Linked DNA regions of Homo sapiens: all the other regions are linked to region 2. A link is a contact called in ENCODE Hi-C or POLR2A ChIA-PET data. All regions are on one chromosome and are shown on one strand. Each heading gives the region's core, a stretch centred on a gene start or an enhancer-like site at or near the end of the contact. The rest is flanking DNA. Distances are from core to core; before and after follow the strand shown. Region 1 holds the start of LINC01101 (long intergenic non-protein coding RNA 1101). Region 2 has its middle 53 kb from the start of INHBB. Region 3 has its middle 59 kb from the start of LINC01101.

Evidence for each region. A loop is a pair of places that touch in the nucleus more often than their neighbours do. ChIA-PET counts read pairs that join two places held with the same protein, here RNA polymerase II (POLR2A). Pooled maps may share reads with other maps.
Region 1: a loop to region 2 is called in a map of HepG2, with 10 times the contacts of the local background. The contact joins the promoter of LINC01101 here to the enhancer-like site in region 2. A Hi-C loop is called at or near these places in 6 of 168 maps with a recorded cell type or tissue (Caco-2, DLD1, HepG2 and 3 more) and 1 of 50 pooled maps. POLR2A ChIA-PET finds 5 or more read pairs at or near these places in 3 of 52 experiments (Caco-2, HepG2 and WTC11).
Region 3: a map of PC-9 shows a loop between it and region 2 (2.5-fold over the local background). The contact joins two enhancer-like sites. A Hi-C loop is called at or near these places in 2 of 168 maps with a recorded cell type or tissue (PC-9 and adrenal gland). POLR2A ChIA-PET finds 5 or more read pairs at or near these places in 2 of 52 experiments (HepG2 and PC-9).

The regions. Positions count from the first base shown.
Region 1 is chr2:120,464,215-120,468,280 of GRCh38, forward strand. LINC01101 (long intergenic non-protein coding RNA 1101) reads right to left here and starts at 2,135. Exons shown (of 1, transcript NR_027181.1): 1 at 121-2,135. RefSeq lists an enhancer at 1,889-2,431.
Region 2 is chr2:120,397,433-120,401,449 of GRCh38, forward strand. No RefSeq gene overlaps it. Among named protein-coding and RNA genes, the nearest start is that of INHBB, 53 kb to the left of the region's middle. Within about 2 kb of position 1,924, at least 5 of the 41 ENCODE cell types and tissues checked have a DNase peak (open chromatin) inside an H3K27ac peak, as active enhancers do; they include PC-3, where a contact is called at or near this core.
Region 3 is chr2:120,522,895-120,526,822 of GRCh38, forward strand. No RefSeq gene overlaps it. Among named protein-coding and RNA genes, the nearest start is that of LINC01101, 59 kb to the left of the region's middle. Within about 2 kb of position 2,474, at least 5 of the 41 ENCODE cell types and tissues checked have a DNase peak (open chromatin) inside an H3K27ac peak, as active enhancers do.

The sequences.
Region 1 (4,066 bases), core at 885-3,384, 67 kb after region 2:
TGCAGCTTCAGTTGGAGGCTTGGGAAGCTTAACGGGAAAAGGGAAAGAGCAGGAAAAGGGGACATGAAAGCAGTGTGGGGGACTCAGACACCACAAATATTCATGGAGCCACTGATGTTTGCCAGGCACTTTTATAAACATGTGACTTAATCTTTCCCAAAACCCATGCAAAGGGCATCCTTTTGTCTCCATTTTCTATTATATGTGCTGAGATGAGCCTCAGGGAAGGCAAGTAACTCACCCAGGGCCACACAGCCCGTCACAGCTCAGTCAGGGCCCCAGGAAGGACAATCCCATGGCTTGGGGTGTTGGGAAGTTTGCCTTCATTCAGTCCTGCGAAGCCTCGGAGGAAAGGCTGAGCTTGGTGCTGTCACCCTGTCTCCCTCCAGGTCACCTCCAGGTCACAGTGTGGCTGGGGCTCTTGGGCCTTCAGTTTTCTTCCTGCCGAGTGGGTTCAGGAAGAGCAGGCTCTGAGTCACTGGGGCCCCGGCTGGTGATGGGGGCTTAGACACGTGTATGGTCCATTGCTGCCCTCCAGGGATGAGGCTCATCTCAGGACCGTGCCCTGGCTTCTGTCAAGGCGGCTCTGTGGTTGTTCGGGGCCTACTCTGTCCGGCCACAGCTCTGGGCCTTTTTCCACCAGCCTTCTTTGAGCTCTCCCTTGGCTTTGGGAGCAGCATGAGATTTTTCCATGCTTCCGGCTCCGTTGCCCACAAGCTGAACAGTGACTTGGTGTCAGGGTGGCAAAGAGAATAGGTGCCTTACTGGGAATGGGCAGTGGTGGGGGATCAGGGAGAGGGAGGCTAGAGGGTGGACAGGACCTCCCAGCAGCGGCAAGAACAGCTCCAGCTCCTGCCTTCTTGGAACCCTTCTGCCATGGAGCCCCCCAGGCTGAGGAGGCCTCATGGGGGCCATTTCGCACACCAAGAGGCTGAGTCACTTGCCCAAGATTGGGCCTCTGGTGAGTGACAGGCAATTGGACCGGTCAGGGTGACCCGGGGCATGCGGTCTCACCACCTCACCACAGTGCTCTCTTCCCACGGCAGCACCCTGCCTAGAGGATGGTGGCTGGGCCAGGCGCTGCCCCCACTGCCTCACAGGCCTCTTGGGGGTCAGAGATGGACAGGGGTTTAGGTAGTCCCTCCTCCATCCTGTCCTCATGGATGGATGCCTGTGCCCTCCCTAGATTTTTCTCACGGTCCGAAGGAAGGGCTAGCCCCTGGAGAGCATCTTATCTCTTGTTTGATGGATGGCCCAGAGAGGGTGAGTGGCTTGCCTGGGGCCACAGAGCAAACTGGAGTCAGGGCCACCCAAACACAGGAGTCCTGACTCCCAGACACTCATGCACTGGCGGGGCAGGGCCTACACTGTCTTCCCTGCTTCCCAGGAAGATACCTTGTGGGTAGATGTGGGAGGGAACAGGCCGGCCTTGACCAGTGCCATCCACTCAGCTGTTAAATATTCTGGGAATCCATAAAACTGACAGCCAACTCGTGGGGATGGTCGTGGCTCCTGTGTTCCCCACCAACCAGCAGGGGCACCTGGGGAAACCTCCAGTGCAGAAATCGTACTCTGCCATTTCCTGTATCTCCAGCTATTCCCCATCTGAAGAGTGAGGTGGTTAGACCAGGTCCCTGGTTTTCTTCCAGTCACCCCCTGCTGGAATGCCAGGAGCTCTCTTCTGTGCTGGGGGAAGCTGCCGCTGGCCTCAGCTTCCCCATCTGTGAGATCGGGCTCCATGCCCGTCTTGTTGGACTCATCAAGAGACCCATGGGGAGGAAAGAGCTTGCAAGGAGAGCAGCTAAGGAAAGACCGGAATCGTCCGAGCCCTTTGTCCCTTCCTGTATCAGCAGCAGGCGACCTGCCCACCAGCCGGGGCCTCCCGTTCCGTTCCATTCCGTTTAAGTAAGCTCTTTCCCTGTGCAAGGGAGCAACCGACCTCAAAGGCCCGGCCCACAAAGGGGCCCCCGACATGGCTGGGAACAATGCGGCCTGTTTACCTGACAGATTGTCCGCTTTCTTTTCATCTCGTAGGAAAAGAACTCCCACGGGGAGCCGCTAATCCCAGAGTAAACAGATGACCTCGTGGTGCCTTTCTCCCGGAGGTGGGGTTCCTAGCGCAGCACCCCAACTGTGCAAACAGACCCTGGAGGGCTCGATGCGCCTGCGGGGGCGTGGCTGGGGACCTGGGCCTGGGCCAGGAGGGGCCTTTCCCTCTCGCCAGCCCTCTTTTCTTCCTTTGTGATTTCAATTGAATGGGGAGAAGCTCAAAGGCAGGGGCATGAAAGGTCAAAGCCAATTTGCAGGGCCAAGTGTGGGGGAGGAGAGAAGGGCCCAGACCAAGCATTCTTTTTGGAGGCCTGACCTTGACCTGGAAGCAACTCCTCCCTCTCTCGGCTCTTCTGAGGACACTGCCCTGGCAGAGCTGGCTTTGCCTTCTGGCCACCCCCCTTACTAGCTGTGTGACAGAGGCCAGAAAATGCTCCTTTCTGAGCCTCAGTTTCCTCATCTGGAAAGCAGAGATACAGGGACCTGTCGGGTAGGACTGCTGTAAAATATTGTGGTGTGCTTTCCATAAGTGATGGCTGTTTATGATTAGGGAGGGAGTGAGGCTGAGTCTTGAAGCTGGAATGCCAGTGGAGGCCAGAGGGTATTCCAGGCTGGAGGGACAGGCAGAGCTGGGACAAAGGCACTCAGATGGCAATGAATAGTGTTTGTCTGGGAGACTGAATAAAATAGGCTCTGAAGCAACATATTATTGTAGGGTGGTTATTTCTGGGAAGGAAACAGAATTCCCCCTCTTCCCAGCAGTGTGACCTTGGGCGAACCATTTGACCTCTTGATCCTTCAGTTTCCTCGTTTATAAATGGGGATGCAAAGTCTTGTATCGAAGGACTTTCATGAAGATGAAAAGAACCTGATGTACAGCAGACACTCAAACATTAGCTTTTAGGGCTTTAGAAAGGTCAAGTTCTCCCAGTACTTTGGGAGGCTGAGGCAGGTAGATCGCCTGAGGTCAGGAGTTTGAGACCAGGCTAGCCAACACGGTGAAACCCCCTCTCTACTAAAAATACAAAAAATTAGCTGGGTATGGTGGCACATGCCTGTAATACCAGCTACTTGGGAGGCTGAGGCAGGAGAATTGCTTAAACCCGGGAGGCGGAGGTTGCAGTGAGCCGAGATTGTGCCATTGCACTCCCGCCTGGGCAACAGAGTGAGACTCTGTCTTGAAAAAAAAAAAAGAAAGGGCAGGTTGTAGGTTCTTTATGCCCTGAATGAGGCTGTGGGAGTCTGGTGGAGTCAAAGACACAGGAGACCCATCACGCCCACTTGGTCACTAGCAGACAGCCCTTTCCCTTGGGCTGCAGGGAGCCAGGGTGGGAGCCTCACAAAGGGTGTAGCCTTGAGCACCCAGCTGGCCCAAGGGCCTGAGCCTGCAACCCCCCTTTCCTGGGCTGTATCTTCTGGTCTGTTCCTTGGATCTCCTGGGCCTGCTCCTCTCATCTTAGCCCTCAGGAAGTCCTTGATCCCCAGCCCCTATTTGGGGTAGAGAAGGTGAGAAATGCTTAGGGTAAGTTATACTGCCACTGGCTTCTTCAGCATCAGACCCCTGATTCAAACATGTGGTGAGTTCCTGGGCCCCTTGGCTTTCCCTAAGGGCCAGCAAAGGGCCTTTTAAAGAGAAAGAAGAAAAGGTAAGTAGGGAGCATAATATTTGATGAGCACGTTAAAGCGTTCATTCATGGGTATCAGATAGAAACGTTTGGCTTCACTTAAGGGGAATCTCAACTCACTGTGGCTTAAACAAAATTAGGTTTATTTTTCTGACATCATAATTCTGAAAACGAGTGGTTGATGGCCTTGGTCAGCTGCTGGTGATGCCAAGTACTGGGCTCTTCCCAGCTTTCTGTTCATCGTCCTTAGCACGTGGGCCTCCTCGTTGCCTTGTGGTGGCAAGATGGCAGCCTCGACTCCCTGGGAAAGTAGAGGGTCTCCCAGGAGCACCCTGTTGGTGTCTCATCGGCCAAAAGTGGGTCACATGGCCAACCCTGGCAGCAAGGGATGC
Region 2 (4,017 bases), core at 674-3,173:
CGCGGCAAGTGGCCGGCACTCCCTGGAGCTCCAGGCATCTTGTCTCTCGCATGCACCAGGCTCTCTGCAGCAGATGCTCTTGGGTGTTCCTGTGGGCAGGGCACACCCCGTCCTCCACACAGCCCAGCTCCCAGCTCGGTGCCTGACCTAGGCCAGCCCTTGGTGAAGAGCAGGGAAACGGACGGCAGACATGGGGGCAGGCATGGGGCGCAGAGGGGACCCCACCTGCCTCCCACAAGCTGCCCGTAGCTGGAGGGCTGTTCATAAATAATTCGAGCTCAGGTGTGAGGGGTGTATCGCTTCCCTCATCCCAGTGGGGCTGCAACACACAAGGGTGAAACTGACTTCAGCGACAGGAGCCCGGGGTGGGGGAGGGCCGGATGTCCTGAGTCCCGGGGTCACAGATGTCTCGGATGGTGGGATATTCTCAGAGCCCTCAAGCCACGTGGAAAACACATCCTGAGCCTTTCCAGCAGGAAGAGCAGGTGAAGAAGGTTGGAGAACCTAGATGCCAGATTGAGGCTTAGCTCTGTTCTCTGCTGGCAACTGGCAAGCCGTTTAATGTCTCTGAGCCTCAGTTTCCCATTTGTAAAATGGGAACCATGGCAGTGCCTACCCCTCAGGTTGCTGTGAAGACTAAACGAGATGATATAGGTAAAGGGGACGGAACAGGGCCTGGTGTATAGTAGATAAGTATTTGTTATTTTTAGCATTTATTTCTTCATTCTTTCCTTCCCACAAGTGTTTGTCAAGCACAAACTATGTGCTAGGCCCTGGGGATGTAGCTGAAAGTAAGGATCCCAGTGCCTTGGAGCATATTGGTTCCAGCCCAAGATACCTACTGCAGCAGCTGCTCTGTGGGTGACGTGAGTTCCAGGGCATGAGCCTGATTTTTAAATTGCAAAGTAATAATGATGATACCAAATCTGGGGCCAGGATGGGAAGCAGGTATCCTTCTCCCCAAAGGCCTCCCGGCAGCTGGCTGAGAGACACATTCTATGTGGGAGGCAGGAGGCAGGAGCCCCAAGTGTTGGAGCCGTGGGTCCCCTGAATGCAGAGTGAGTTACTATGGTCAGGAATGGGGTGGGTGCTTGCTGGCAGGGCTGTTTTTGTCGTGAGCACAGAGATGCAGCCATTTGCCCGGAGTAACTATGCACACTGGACTGGGGCTGCAGCAGTCACGCCTACCCAACCCCTGCTCCCCTGCTTGCCCTCGGTCTGGTGGTGTCCCTGTTTCCCTTTCCCTGCACGGCTTCCGTCCCCTCCTCCAGCATGCAGGGGCTCCTTGAAGCCACGTCTGTGGCCTTCTTGACCTTCAGCCCCGTAGCCAGCCATCCCCAGCCCTCAGATCAGACTGGTCCAGCCCTTTTATTCCCGGGGCCCTCTGGACGCTGCCTTCCCCACTTGGCCATGTCAGGGTTATCTCCAACTGAGCACCACCTACCCTCACCCCACCCCCAGCCTAGCTGGCAGGTGGCCCCGAGGCAAGCCCAGGAGGATGCCTGCTCATCTGGGTGCAACACCATCCAAGCCTCCCCCGCGACTTGAAATCCCCCTCCCCATCAGCAAGGGTGCAATGCTGGGGCACTCAGAGACGTGAACCCCTTGACAGGACCCTGCCCGGCCTTAGGAAGCTTGGGGGCCCCCGGATGATGATAAGCTGGATGCTAAGAAGCCAGGTGGTCTGGGCAGGGCTGGACTCTCTGTGACCTGGGAGGCCAGGACATCCAGGGCCCTGGCAGAGTCGTCCACCAGGTGTCCATCCTCATGGGCCCCACTGTGGGGGCAGTGGAGCCACCCAGCATGGAGTGTGTGCTGTCCACTGCTATGGGTCAACAGGCACAGGAATGAAGCCCCGGGAGGTGCTGTTTGTCCTGGTGTTTGTAGAAAGCAAACAATGGGATGCCTTTGTGAGTGCTCACACCGCACTGGGTGCCCGGGAGCGTTTGGCTTTCATGCCTGGCTTTCATGTCCCCACTGAGCAGGCTTCTACCACCCCACCCTCAGGTGAGATCACATCTCCCCAGTCCTCGCCACTGCCACACCCTGGTTCAGAGGTCCCTCGGGGCACCCGGAAGCTGGCCCTTCGTCCCAGCCTGGGCTGGGGCTGACTCTCAGAGCTGCGGGTCCTCACGTGGAAGATGGACATGAGACTCGTGTTCTGACCGAAAGAGTTGCTGTCAGGGTCCGAGGAACTTGCGGGAAGTGACTGTATCAATATAACCACACTGTCACAGTGGCTCATTTTTGTCGTAATGATTAAGAATGCTGTTGCTCTGATTTGGTAGTTAACTGTCACTCCGAGGTTCTCGAAAAGACAGTAAAAACAAGCCAGTCAGAGTGACATTCCTTCATTCACTCAAAAATATTGGTTGACTACCTACAGTGTGTCAGGCACTGTTCTGGGCCCTGTAGACCAGACACTCAAGGCTAGGGACGAAGCCTCCTTTACCAGGCCTGCCACGTGGTCAGACAGCAGTGTCCAGAGATAGGCGGTGGGTGTGTGGGGCACTGTTTGGAGACTGACTGTCCCAGAAGAAACCAGGACAGCCAGAGGACAGAGGTCCTGGCACGTCCAGTGGAGGGGAGGAGGTGTCATCCCATGGTCGACCTGGAGACTGCAGTTCAGGGAGGGGGACTGGTCCATGAGGTCAGCAGTGGCAGGGCTACCACCTGTGCCTCTCGCCTTCACACTCACCATGCCCACTGCCTCTCGGGTAGATGGAGGCACAGCTGGCCCTCCCGGGTCCAGCGGGAGAGCAGGGAGAGGGAGAGGATGAAAAAGCAAGTCACATGGATTTGCTAGCTCCGACCCTCCAAGTCGTCACTGGCCATCTGCTGGCATGGTGTCCACTCCTGTGCGGGGAGAGACTCCACAGGTCCCAGATGGAGCTGCTTTTCTTCCCTTGCAAATGGATTTCCCTTTCTGTCTTCCTAAATACCAATATAGCACATTCATTTACAGATCCTTTATTCATTCATCATATTTTGTCAAACAAGGCAGAGTGCTAGGCACTGGGATCAGCAGGGAACAAAGTAGATCAAACCCCTGCCCTCCAGGGATTCACATTTTGGCGTGTGGGTGGCGCGGGTTTGGGAGGGGTGAAACTTGGAGAAATCTGTGTACATGTCAGGTGGGGCCGAGGGGTAGGGAGGAGAAAGCGAGTGCCAGGTCCCTGAGCTGCTCAGCAGGGAAGCTCCCAGCCTTTCTGGCTTCCTCTATTGGCCTCAGAATACCCAGCTCCCGCTAATTCTGCCCAGGCTGTGAGTCCTCATCCCTGGTTGCCCTGCTGCCTGGGTTTGTCCCTAGTCCTTTCCTGCCTGGCCTGGTGCATCCCCCTCCATCCAGCCTCCTGAGACACCTGTGCCCCTGCCTCTCTGCACGTGAATCCCCCTTTAGGCAGCTGCTGCTCCCCTAGTGGTCCGACTCCAGCTCGTTGGGCCCCGGAAGCTCTTCTCAGCCAGGCCTCGACTTCCTTCCTGGCCTCACCCCTGCTCGGCGCTGATCCCCCGGTTCCAGTCCCACTCAACCTTTTCCAACGTGCACAGTGCCCATGTACCCTTGTGCCATTTTGTACACAATTCTCTCCACGTGATTGTCTTTTCCCCACTACCTCCTTCGGGGATTGACTTAGCTTCTCTGAGTCTCAGTTTCCTCATCTGTAAAACACGATTAACAAAAGGCTGTTGTGCAGATTAAACAAGGTGCTATATGGAGAACACGTGCCTAGCTATAAACCTGAAGCTTATGGCAGGGGCTTCATAAATGTTGGTGTCCAAACTTCTCTTCCCTGTGAGTGATGGGGAGCCACGGTGGGCTGAAGAGGGAGTGCTTGATTGGAACTGTGCGGGGTGGGGGTTCTTCAGGGCAGAGGGGCTGTCGATGGGCAGAGCTGCTCAAAGGGCGAGCTGATGGTTCTGGGAGGCAGTGAGCAGAGTCTGAGGCAAGGTGGTTACAGCAGGAGGGAGGCACAAGCCGCAGGCCTGATGATCCTGCCTGGGAGGGGAGGCTGAGGG
Region 3 (3,928 bases), core at 1,224-3,723, 130 kb after region 2:
GTTGGTGACTGTTCCCTCCAAGAACAAGCAGCATGGGGCTGGGGCTGGGGCTGGGCAGAGCCTGGCCTTGGTGGGGGTGAGGACTGGGACCCATTCTTGGCCCTGCACCAACTACTGTGTGATTCTGGCTATATCCCAACCTCTGGGACCTCAGTTTCCCTCTGACTTAACCATAAACAGACTCTGAGGGCAGGGGTGGGCTCTTCTACACCTCACGTCCCGCAGTATCCAAGCATGTAACATTGCAGAGAAAATGGCTGGGGGAGCAGAGGAGCAGCCACCCCTTACTACATTCCCCAAAGGGGCTCAGGTCACCCCAATGGGATGTTTTGAATGAACATGTCACTCTGATCATTACTGAGATCATGAAGAAAAGCCTTAAAGGAAGCAGCCTGAACACCAGGGCCAGTCCCTGTGATTCACAGCATAAGAGATCTGTGCCTAGACCAAGAGATGAGCTGATAAGGAGGAGGAGGGATCAGCTTTTGAATGTGCTTGCTTGCGCCCCACCAGGCAAGACCCTCCACTGAATGACGGGGGCTGAGGAGGCAGCACAGGGCACCAGTGAGGCCATTTATTGGCTGTGTGACCTTGCACTATTTACTTAACTTCTCTGTGCCTCAGTTTCCTTCCTTATAAAATGGAGGTAATAACAATATCTACTCATTGAGAATTTCAGTCCATTAATATATGTAAAATTTTTAGAATGGTCCCTGGGGCAAAATAAGCAATTTGTTATGATAATACCACTATTATTATGCTTACTGTAGAGAAGCGCTTAACACACTTTTACTGTAAACCTGTTGGGAGTTTAATTGTGTCCCCGCAAAAGAGAGGTGAAAGTCCTAGACCCTGGTACATGTGATCGTGACCTTACTTGGAGATGGGATCTTTGCAGATGCAATCCAGTAACTATGAGTAGATCTTCCTGGAGTAGGGTAGGCTCTGTGCTATGTGACTGTGTCCTTGGAAGAGAAGAGACAAGAGACACACGCACAGGGAGAAGTCCATGAGACGACAGGGGCGGAGGTGGGAGTGATGTCACTATAGACCATGGAGCACCAAGGACTGGCGGCCACACCAGGAGTTAGGGAGATTCAGGGTGACTTCCACCCAGTCTCAGAGGAGGCAGGCCCTGCGGCCAGCTTCATCTTGGACTTGTGGCCTCCAGAACTGTGAGACAGACATTTGTTTGAAGCCACTCTGTTTGTGGCACTTTGTTACAGGAGCCTAGGAAACTAATATGATAACCAAACAAATGACTACAGGCTGGGAAGGAAGTCCCCAGCAAATGGTAGCTGCTCATTTAGGGCTGGCGGATCCATGCTGTGGGAGGTGGAGGATGTGAAGAAGCCAGACTCGAAGAGGGCTGAGCATCTGCTCCCTGCTCCCGGGTCTGGCTGTGGGCTCCAATGTGGCTCACAGGGACCCACGGGGCTGGCCAGCCTGTGGAAAGCACTGCTTCTGCTTTCTGATGTGCATGTCTGACCTCGAGGCCATGGGTCAGCCATCAAAGGTGAAGAGGGTGCGGGCACGGAGTCTTGCTGACAGAGTCAAGGGTCTCCAGATCAGCAACACCTCCAAGAGGATGCAGCTGCCTTTGAACCAAGCATTCTGGACAGACAGAAAACAGGCCCTGGGGCAGGGTCTCCTCCCTCCTTGAGCCTCCGTCCCCCTCGCTAAGGCCCCCCTTACAGAAGACTGTGCCCACTCTCACACCTACTTGGTCCAAACACCTTGAATCTTAGCAAGAGCCCTGGAGAAGTATTTCGGAAGCCCTGTGAGGGGGTGCTGAGACCCCGGGTTAGAAGGAGCATCCCCGTGTGCTCCCCGGGTTTGGAGTGGGGCATTTACACAGTGTAACTTCCTTAACCTTCACAGCCGACTTGATAGGAGGGCACCACTATGCCTATGTTACAAATGTGGAAACTGAGGTTCACTGGATTAAGTAACTTGTCCAAAGGCACAAACTAAGCCAAGGTCAGAGTTAGGCTTTGACCCTGGTTCCCTCTGACCTCACAGCCTGAGCCCTCTACCTGCTGTTTCCCTTTTTAAGGAGAAAAATTTCCCTTCTGGCTCTTCCGATTCCATTTACTTACCTTGAAACCCCTTTCTCTTCCCAGTAGTTAGGGATGCCAGTGCCATTAATAATTCTTTGTAGGTGCAATTCTGAGTCCCTTCCCAAACCAGTCAATATTTTCCCCCAGGGCCCTTGAAATGTCAGGCTCTACAGAAAGAGCAGACGCAGAAATTGGGGAAGGCAGGAAAAATCCTGGGGTGTGAATCCTACACTTGGCTCAGCCATTAACTTTTTCCAGAACCCTAGGCAGGAGACAGGAACTTCCTGTGCTTTCGATGTCCTGTGTATGAGTTACCTGTTGGAAGTGACAAACTGCCCCAAACTTGGTGACTGAAAAACAGATTTGCTCAGGACTCTTGCCAGCCCCGTTTATTCAGTCATCTGGAGGCCTTCTAGAGGTCCGCGATGGCCTCTTGCTGGCATCCAGCCAAGGCTGCCAGAGGGCAAGCCCCGGCTCATCAGCCCTCTGCTGGCCTCACCTCGGCTAATGCCAAGCAAGTCACATGGCCAAGTCCAGGGTCAACGTGGGAGGGTCACAGGGCATGTATACCAGGAAGTGGGATTGATTGGGGGCATTTATGTAACAATCTGCCGCTTCCTGTATGTCTCAAATTAAACATTCTAAAATGCAGAAAAACATTCCTAGATCAAGTCGTTTTGCTGTCATTGTCTCTGCGTGAAATAACATTCATGTAGGGCTTTACGATTGACAAAGAAACCACTTTTGACATAATGATGCTGTTTAATGTATCCACCTACCCTCTGAGAGAGAGGTCATTTTGTAAATTGGAGAAGCGAGATTTGGAAAAGTTAAAGCAACTTGTACAGGCACAGGTTAACAAGTGGGGTGGGGGCAGGACCCAGGCCAGACAGCATCTGAAGCCCATTTACCCTTCCCACGTGGACGCATCTGTCCCTCTGAGTTACTGTCGTCCCTGGACCCTGCCAGAGCAGGGCTCAGCACGGGCTGAGGCCCTCTCCCCTGGCAAAGGGGCTGCCTTAGGAAGAACCCAGAGCCATGTGTGGTTATCCAATCGTTGTGAAGTCTGGGAGAGAGGTGAGATGGGCATCTCACGTCGGAGAACCAGCTTTGCTGCCCCACCCAGGGGCCATTCCCATGGGAAGGGCACAGCTGCAGCGACTCACACACCCACTGTCTGATGAGTCTCCACGAGAAATGGCTCAGGACCTGTGGAAGGAGAGGGTCCCGGAGGTTAGGCTGGGGCCCCCGGGGAAGGCTGAAAAAGCTGCGATTCCTCAGCTGCAGCAGCCAAGTTGAATGGCCTGGTGCCCTTGTTTCCCTGCTGAGTGTGGTTCCACAGCACCGGAGCAAGCTGCGACTGTGCCGTCACCAGCCTCAGAAAGTCCCTCTCTGGACCAAGGGCTGCTTCCTACTATAGACTTGGGCTTCCGTCTCATCCAGGGTCTCATTTGGGACGCGTTGTTCCTTCTGGCAGTGACGCCATCACCTGCTTCTAGAAGGGAACCTGCCCATTCATGTGGGCGGGCAGCTGCTGAAGAGGGAAGATTCATTGTTTAGGACCATTTGCATAAGTAACGTGTGCTGCCTGCAGGAGGAAAAAGAGGCTACTCTGCGCTCCTGGGCTACTTCTCAGAGTAGATTCCAGCACATCTTCCTTTCCAGATTGACTTCAGGTCACACATACATATGAACACAGATGACACACTGGAGTGAGGCCCCAGGCACACATCTGATGTACAGGCGTCCATCTGTGGAGCGAGCCCACACAACATACAGTGACACTTTACACGGGTGTGTATATGTGTACCTTAACATGAAATCTGTATATAAGCACCACGTATGTGCATACTCTATGTAAGTGTGGT